Regions from separate parts of the Homo sapiens genome. Here all the other regions are linked to region 3. Evidence: chromatin contacts called from ENCODE Hi-C or POLR2A ChIA-PET data. All regions are on one chromosome and are shown on one strand. The core of a region is the stretch at or near the end of the contact, and the rest is flanking DNA. Distances in the headings are between cores, read along the strand shown. Region 1 has its middle 23 kb from the start of CD1D. Region 2 overlaps KIRREL1 (kirre like nephrin family adhesion molecule 1). Region 3 holds the start of SMIM42 (small integral membrane protein 42).

What was found. Hi-C counts contacts between places; a loop is a spot of excess contacts on that map. ChIA-PET counts read pairs that join two places held with the same protein, here RNA polymerase II (POLR2A). Pooled maps may share reads with other maps.
Region 1: a loop to region 3 is called in a pooled map, with 3 times the contacts of the local background. The contact joins the enhancer-like site here to the promoter of SMIM42 in region 3. A Hi-C loop is called at or near these places in 1 of 37 single-sample maps with no recorded cell type and 3 of 50 pooled maps. POLR2A ChIA-PET finds 5 or more read pairs at or near these places in 2 of 52 experiments (BJ and endothelial cell of umbilical vein).
Region 2: a map of Caco-2 shows a loop between it and region 3 (8-fold over the local background). The contact joins the enhancer-like site here to the promoter of SMIM42 in region 3. A Hi-C loop is called at or near these places in 8 of 168 maps with a recorded cell type or tissue (Caco-2, IMR-90, MCF 10A and 5 more) and 15 of 50 pooled maps. POLR2A ChIA-PET finds 5 or more read pairs at or near these places in 3 of 52 experiments (B cell, IMR-90 and common myeloid progenitor, CD34-positive).

The regions. Positions count from the first base shown.
Region 1 is chr1:158,202,477-158,205,176 of GRCh38, reverse strand. No RefSeq gene overlaps it. Among named protein-coding and RNA genes, the nearest start is that of CD1D, 23 kb to the right of the region's middle. Within about 2 kb of position 1,261, at least 2 of the 41 ENCODE cell types and tissues checked have a DNase peak (open chromatin) inside an H3K27ac peak, as active enhancers do.
Region 2 is chr1:158,036,256-158,039,178 of GRCh38, reverse strand. The region is part of intron 1 of KIRREL1 (kirre like nephrin family adhesion molecule 1); the gene reads right to left. Among named protein-coding and RNA genes, the nearest start is that of KIRREL1-IT1, 12 kb to the right of the region's middle. Within about 2 kb of position 1,283, at least 11 of the 41 ENCODE cell types and tissues checked have a DNase peak (open chromatin) inside an H3K27ac peak, as active enhancers do; they include IMR-90, ascending aorta and mammary epithelial cell, where a contact is called at or near this core.
Region 3 is chr1:158,126,845-158,129,860 of GRCh38, reverse strand. SMIM42 (small integral membrane protein 42) reads left to right here and starts at 1,560. Exons shown (of 1, transcript NM_001395415.1): 1 at 1,560-2,574. The coding sequence starts at 1,787. The coding sequence ends at 1,999.

The DNA.
Region 1 (2,700 bases), core at 12-2,511, 76 kb before region 3:
TGGAAACAATTCAAATGACTACCCCAAGTACAATGGATAAATTGTGGTACATTTTACACAATGGAATACTACACCACAATGAAAAAGAGTGAACTACTGCTACATGCCACAACATGGATAAATCTCACAGAAATAATGTTGAATGAAAGAAAGCAAGCTGGGGCAACATGGTGAAACCCCATCTCTACAAAAAATACAAAAATTAGCCAGGTATGGTGGCACCCACCTGTAATCCCAGCTACTCGGGAGGTTGAGGCTAAAGTGAGCCAAGATCACACCACTGCACAGAGCGAGACCCTGTCTCAAAAAAAAAGAAAAGAAAAAAGAAATTACGAAGGCAAACAAAAAATAGTACTGGCCAAGATTCCAGTAATGTGAAGTTCAAAAATAGAACTAATAGATTATTAGTTCTCTTTTAAAGAGCGTTGAATGGGAAAAGGAGCCATGAAGGAGAGTTCTGGGTGCTGAAAATGTTCTTTATCAGGGTAGTAGGTTATGCTTGGGTTTCTTACAGGAAGCCGACTCTAAAACAGGAAAGGAGAGAAAGCCAAAGTAAACTATATTAACGTGGGGAGCTTTATAAATGACTTTACTTTGGGGCATGTTATCAGATACTAAGGCTAATATATTGGAAAGAATAAAACAAGAAAGGAGAGAAAGTCAATAGAGTGGTACTATCAAGCTGGTCGCCACTATGGAAAACTGGATCTGACCTCGCCGGAATCCTCTGATGAGCAATGAAGATCTTGCCTCAGAATTGTCCACCTGAGGGGTATGAAAGGAACACAAAGCCCTGACTCCCATCCCCTAATAGTCACGGATTGCCCATTGGGTCTTAATTCCCCCACACTTTCAGTTTTGAGCATTCATAAATGCTAAGTAGCTTCTCACAGGTGTCCCAACCACATTGTGAATAAAGACTTAGTGCAAAAAAGCAGCGGATATGCAGTGAGCTGAGCTGAGGTTCTGTAACCAAGAGCCTCACCAAGGGCTGGAGGAAAACAAATGGGCTGAGGTGTAAGGCACGGTACAAGAGATGTCTGCTACTGCTATGTTTTAAGGTCAAATGAAGAATATATAGACACAACATAAAAAATCAAATTTTTTTCCATAGGAAAACTTCAATATTCCACAGCCTGTTCAATAACTGTTTAACTTTCAGTGCCACCTAGTGGTGACATTCACAAGCATCATGTTACAGCTCTTTAACGGTTTCAAGGGAAAATCCTCATAATATTGTATGTGGTTCAACGTCACTCCATTATGAGTTGAAAATCCCGTGCCTGATGTAGAACACTCACCTGCAGTAACAGCTGTTCATCTGTTGGGACCCTTATCTTAACTCACCACTTTCAGAAGAGCAGACAAACTCAATTTGGTACTTGTAAGTAAACTATATTGATGTGGGGAGCTTTGTAGATAAGACCTCACTGTATATGGAGAATTTTAGCTGCCTCTGGGCTACTTCCCCCGTATTTTATCTCAAAGTTACCGTCATTGTTAAATGAGATCTCCATATTGCATCTGTAATCTAAAAATCCTAATTTCTCTAGCCTCCTGGAGTCAGTGTTTACTTAAATCTCCAAATTAAAGTATACCAAATGAATTCCATTAAGCCAAGTTAATTATTATAAAACCAAAGTTAAATAATGTTTTTCTCATTTTATCTTTGTTGTATTAAAAGTATATTCATTAGCATCAAGTCTTTTTCATATGAAAAAAATATTCATGGTGAAAAAAAACTAATTGGTGAATCAAATATGAATTTCACCTATACAAAGGGTTTGCATTTGTGAGTTTTCTTTTGTACCCATTATTTCTTAAAAATTCAATTTTTCTAGATTTCCAAATTGATTTCAATGTTTCTATATGACATTTTATCCATTATAATCCATTATAAATCATAGTTTGTGTTGGTTTTGCTGCTATTCATATTTATTTAAAGTTTTAGATAGAGCAAAGGTAGCTTGTTAACACATTAATGCATTTCTAATCAAATTTCCATGATTGTCCTTTGTCCTGAATTGGATTACCATATTGCTAATTTGGTTCTCTTACCAACTTTGCAAATTGTATACTATTTATGCAGGCTAGGGACTGAGTAAAAAGCATAGAATGGAATTAAATGTTCTTTGTTGTATAGACAATGATTATGTCACCTACAAATAAATGTAGTAGACTTATTATTTTCCAGTTTATGACTTTAACTTCTTGCCTTTGCCTAATTAATTCTTAACTAATGAGACTGGGACATCCAGTACAGTGCTGAATAGATATGCAGAGCACAGACATTCTTGCCTTGTTCCCAACATAAGAAAAGTGTACAATATCACCATTAAGTGTTATGTTAGCTATAACTTTTTGTTGTTGCTTTTTGTCAAATTGAGGAAATTCCTTTTTATTTCTAATTTACTAGTAGCTTTTTGTCATAAACAGATGTTGAATGTTTCGAAACTTCTGTTTATCCATTCAAATAAACACATGATTATTTTTCTATAATTCTCTACATTCTCCTATATTTTGAATATAGGAATTATATAGGAACAAAATATAGGAGAATATAGGAATAAAGTATCGGCAAATTATTGAGATTAATTACACTTTAATTTTCAAATATTAAGACAATCTTTCTTTTCTGTGATAAACCCCACATAATCATGATTTAATAATCTTTTATATATTGCTAGATTTTATTAAACT
Region 2 (2,923 bases), core at 34-2,533, 90 kb after region 3:
ATCATAGGCAGGCTGGGCCTGGGAAGGGGTGGTGCTGAAATGGCAGAGCCTCAGTGTTGGAAAGGATAATGGCGGTCACCTTGTCCAACCTTCCTCTCAATCAGAAGTCTCCGGTCCAGCGTGCCCAGCATGTGGTCAGCCTGGCTCTTCCTGAACCCTCTCGGGCTGCAGGGCTTACTGCCTCATGAAGCAGCCCTCTCTATCTGCTGACAGCTACAGCTATTAAAAAGCTGTTCTTTATAGTCTGTGGAACTCTGCCTTTCTGTATCGTTCACATCCATTCATCCTCGTTTAGCCCTCTGGAGCCAATCAATGTTTATTGAAGACCTACTACGTACCACTCTTCTGGATTCTGAAGTTACAGCCGTGAACAAAACAAAGCCCCTAGTGGGCAAGTCTACTGTTTCTTTGACATGACACAGAATTTTTCACGTCTCCTCAGACCCTTTGGAACCCTATTTTTGTTCAGTCGTCAGTTTGTGAGATCTCCCAGGGCTAAGAATAATCACTCCTACCACACACTAGGAAGCATTCCTTAAAAGAGGAAGAGAATGGCTAGACACAGTAGATCACGTCTGTAATCTCAGTGTTTTGGGGGGGCCAAGGCAAGAATCACTTGAGGCCAGGAGTTTAAGACCAGCCCAGACAACATAAAGAGACCCTGCCTCCAAAAAAAAAAAAAAAAAAAAAAAAGAGGAAGAGCCACCTGTAAAAGGACTGGAAGACACCAGATTTTTTCATGCCACTCTGCTTCATCTTTAACATCATAACACTCATTCACAGTCCATATGTTCTTGTTTACTTGCTATTGTCCTCTGCCCCCTCCCACCACCACTGACTGACCCCCTGCAGCTGTGAGAGCAAAGCCTCATTACAGTGACCCCTACCAGGTCCCCAGGGACCAGAGCAGTGCGGGGCACAGAGTGGAAGACTCAATAAACATTTGCTGAATTGAGAACTAAACGGATGAATGCACAGGACTCAGCTCACACATGAGGAGAACGGATGGAGTCACCACACGGACCTCTATTCCTCCAGCAGGAAGAAATAGCTGGCCTTCCTCCCTCATCAGCCAGGCAGATGGGTGGCAGGCCTGAGACGAGCTCCCCAGGAAGGTCGTGGGCACAGAGCCAGACCCTAACTTAGCTAGAGCCATTGAGCCGCTGGCAGGCTGGTCCTGCCCCGAGTCTAGCTGACACTGGGCCTGGGGGTGTTTCCTGGTGAGGAAATAGTTATGAGTCGCAGGAAGTCCATCAGCCAGGCACCCTGGGCTCAGCCCAGTGCCCTGAGGGCCAAAATCTGCAATGGGCAGTAAGGAATCTGGGGAGGAAAGGAGACAGGTCCCCACTCTAAAGACCATGTTCCTAGGACACTCAGGACAACAAGCCAACTGCTACCTGGAAACCCCAAAGTGAGGCTGCAAGAGCCTGGGTGCAGTGTGTACGAGCAACTGGAGACCTGTGAGCTTAATCAGAGGATGCTTGCTGGAGGAGGGAGCTACAATCAGGGTTTGGAAGGAGAGATGGGACTTGATAGCTAATAATAATTAAAATAATGGTCATTTATTGAACACGTATATAAGCCAGGCATGCTGCTAACCATTTTATAGACATTGATTCACTTAATGCTCACGACCCCTGAGAAGTAGGTGTGATTGACCCCTTCCTTTTTTTTTTTTTTTTTTTTTTTGCCAGAGTCTTGCTTTGTCGCCAGGCTGGAGTGCAGTGGCGCAATCTCAGCTTACTGCAACCTCTGCCTCGCAGGTTCAAGTGATTCTCCTGCGTCAGCCTCCCGAGCAGCTGGGACTACAGGCATGTGCCACCACGCCCAGCTAATTTTTGTATTTTTAGTAGAGACAGGATTTCACCATATTGGCCAGGCTGATCTTGAAGTCCTGACCTTGTGATCCACCAGCCTCAGCCTCCCAAAGTGCTGGGATTATGGGCGTGAGCCACGGCGCCCGGCCGATTGACCCCTTTCAACAAGCCCAGAGGGATGAAGCAACTAGGCCAAGGTCCAGTGCTAGTCGTGGCAGCAGTGGGACTAGAACCCAGGTGTCCAGGACTCCAAATCTGGACTCGCTGCTGCATGACACCCATGGGCCCACAGCAGCCTCTGGGATTTCTTTAACATAGGAGAACCAAAGGAGACACGGGAGGCCCTGAAGGGCCCAGCTGAGACTGTCCCATCTCAGGCTCCATCGAAGTCCAAGACTCCGGGTGGTTCACTCCAGACCTGCCCGCCAAGGCTCCTCTGGCTGATTAAAGCCCACAGCCCAGCTATCGGCCGTCCTCACTCCTGTCTAACGGCCCTCATTCATCTGCTCTCCCAGTCTTTCTTCTCCAGACAGCTTGCTGTCCACCCCAAACTGCCCTCTCTATCCCCTACTTCAGGCCAGAAAAGATGAAAACCATAAGCATCAGGAGGCCTCAGGTATAATCCAGCCCAAGCCCTTCACTGTAGACTGGAGGACATCAGACCCAGTGAGCTGACCGAGACTGCACCAAGCATCGCGGTCCATGGATGTTTATCTCCTCCATCAAGCGCCTCTCTTTCCCGGGTTGTGACTGCTTTGAGAGAACTTACACCATCCTCCTCCGTGAACCTTGCCGCTCTCCTTGAAGGTCCTGCCAAAACCTGGAAAGGTCTAGAAGCCCTCTCGAATTGCTCTCATTCTCCATGTCCTTTCCGCATTTGTAAATACAGGTTACATAGTGGACTGCTTTCTGTTACCTAAGCATCATGCATGTCCCCTTATTACTCAGTCTGCAAAAAAGCTGCATATTCTCCACGTTAGTTTAGCTCCCTAAGCCACCTAAACTGTCTATCACTGCCCAGCACCTCCAGCTGATCTGTCCAATTGGTGCTACAAGTTCGTTGCAGTATTTATCTGAATAAGTTACAACCAGAAAATAAGTCTGGA
Region 3 (3,016 bases), core at 311-2,810:
GGAAAATCTCAACTTGAATGAAAAAAAAAATCAGCAGATGGCAACACCGAGATGACACAGATATTGGAATTATCTGACAAAGATATGAATACTCTTGGCACAAAAAATAGAAAATCTTATTGAATAGAAGCTAAATGGAAATTTTAGAACTGAAAAATATAACCACCAAAGTAAAAAAAATCCATTGGATGAGTTCAATGGCAGAACAAAGGGGACAGAAGAAAGAATCCATGAACTTGAAAACAGAACTGTAGAAATGACCCAAGCTCGGTGCGGTGGCTCACACCTGTAATCCCAGCACTTTGGGAGGCCGAGGTGGGTGGATCACTTGAGGTCAGGAGTTCAAGACCAGCCTGGCCAACATGATGAAACCCTGTCTCTACTAAAAATACAAAAATTAACTGGGCGTGGTGGCGGATGCTTGTAATCCCAGCTACTTGGCAGGCTGAGGCAGGAGAATCCCTTGAATCCGGGAGGTGGAGGTTGCAGTGAGCCAAGATTGCGCCATCGCACTCCAGCCTGGGGGAGAAGAACGAGACTTCATAAAAAAAAAAAAATAAATAAAAAAAGAAATGACCCAAGCTGAATAACTTTAAATTGTGTAAATACACAGACTTCCTTATCTTCTTAAGTTTTCTAAATTGTTTGATGGCTGAAGCAAAAAGTATAACATGGCCTGAATGTGGATCTCAATGTATATAGATGAAATATTTAATACAATTATATCATAAGTGGAAAAAACAAGGGACTTACAAGAAGGTAAGGTTTCTACTTTTGTATTGAAGTGATAGAATATGGACATCAGCTGATCTTTTTTTTTTTTTTGAAACGGAGTCTCACTCTGTTGCCCAGTAGTGCAGTGGCGCCATCTTGGCTCACTGCAACCTCCACCTCCCTGGTTCAAGCAATTCCCCTGCCTCAGCCTTCCGAGTAGCTGGGATTACAGGCGCCTGCCACCACGTCCGGCTAATTTTTTTGTATTTTTAGTAGAGATGGGGTTTCACCATGTTGGCCAGACGGGTCTCAAACTCCTGACCTCAGGTGATCCACCCACCTCCGCCTGCCAAAGTGCTGGGATTACAGGCATGAGCCACTGGGCCCGGCCAGATCTTTGTGGTGATAAAATAGTTCTGTTATCTTGATTGCAGCGGTGGCTGCAAGAATCTACAGGTATGATAAAACGGCATAGACTACACATTGTACCAATGTCAATTCACTGGTTTTGATTGTGTACTATAGGGCAATATTAAGTGAAGAGTACACAGGACCCTTTTTAAGTATCTTTGCAACTTCCTGTATGTCTAAAATTATTTTAAATCCAAAAGGTTTTTAAAAAGAGGACAAAAAAAAAGAATAAAAGAGAACTGAAGGGGCATCATCACAGGCAACTGGGGAACCCCCTTTTCAATCTGGAGGCCATACGTGAGGGGAGATGGTGCTCAGAGAGCACAGGTTTCCAGCCTGGAACCTTTGGCTCAGGCCCTAGTCTCACCCTCCAGTGACATCACAAAGCCTCAGAAGCCCCACCGACCATGCAGAAGTTTTGCTAACGGAACTATCATCTGTGTTTGTATTGGAAGCAGTTGTTTGGCCTTGCTGAGCAAACGTCTATGCCTTCTCCATTACATCCAAAGGAGAATAGCCCCATGTGAAGAATGGAATCAGTAGATGTTTGGTCGCTGTACCATATCCACTCCTAGGATACAACAAGAGCAAGCCCAATTCTCTTGGTGGTGTGGGCAGTCGGCTTGCACCACGTACCTATCTCAGCTCTTTTTGGAAGCTTATGTCCTCCCCACAACTTCCAGCTTTCTTATGGGACAAGGGTACACTCACCACTGCCATATCTAATCCTGCTTGCCTGGTAAATGTTCTCTTCTTCTTTACACCCCTGATGACTCTGGTCACTCTACTCATCCTGGTCTGGAAAGTAACCAAAGACAAAAGCAACAAGAACAGAGAGACACACCCAAGAAAGGAGGCAACATGGCTGCCATAAAGATCTGGATCTCTTGGTGGGGACTCCACTGAGGTGAAGACCTGATTGTACAAGAGAGGCACGGCCACTGGAGCTGTCTCAGAGCCCAGAGCCAGGGGAGCCAGAGCTGCTTTAGCCACCCTGTTCCTCCATTGCCAGATGTCCCCCCAGGCCTCATTTCCTTCCTCTGCCACCATCCCTCTTATAATGCACTCCTCCTGCGGTTCTTTGGCTTGTCCCAGCTTCTGAGTTTGAATGTCTTTTTTTTTTTTTTTTTTTTTGTGGATCTTCAAGACTGAAATAGTAAATGGCTCTTGATTTCTGCACTAACAGAGGAAAGAAACAAGTACATGGAAAAGTAAAAATTGATTACAAAGCCTAAATTTTCCTCTATAAATTGGGCATGTGCTGACTGTGGGATATTGAAATTATTGGGAGCTCACAGCATCTCAAGTTATATAATGAAGCTATTCTGGAAGCTCATTTCCAGAAGATCCTTAAAATGAAATGGCTCACTCTCTGCTGAATTGTAGGTACACTCTTTCCTCCTCTTCACTTAATGCTGGGAGTAAAATGTATTTTTTTTATTAAGAAATGATTTGAAGTACCATACATTTTTCTCTCCTCTCTCACCCTCCAACTTAGTGGGTTGACAAAATTTTAAAATATCATATCCTAAAATGATAATTTTTCTTTTTCTTTTTTTGTCCTTTCAGAATTTGGAGCAAGTTAACTCCTTTTTCAAATGAAATCCAAATTAAAGAGGCAGTTTTTTTGAAAAACCAAACTCTTATTCAATTCGGTTTGGGTAACCCTAGGGAGAATTTTACTACTTGCCTGAAATGAATGAATATTTTTCTAGGAGAAGAACCTCTTTGCCCAGTCTATTGTTAACCCTTCCTTTTAGAAGCATCATATCAGGTGTCCTCTTGCTTCAACCCTCACATGCATTTGACTCTGGAAGTCTTAAACCAGGGCCCCTTCCCTCTAAACCTTTCCTCCATTGCTTACAATCATGGAACTGTGTTTGGCCACTGG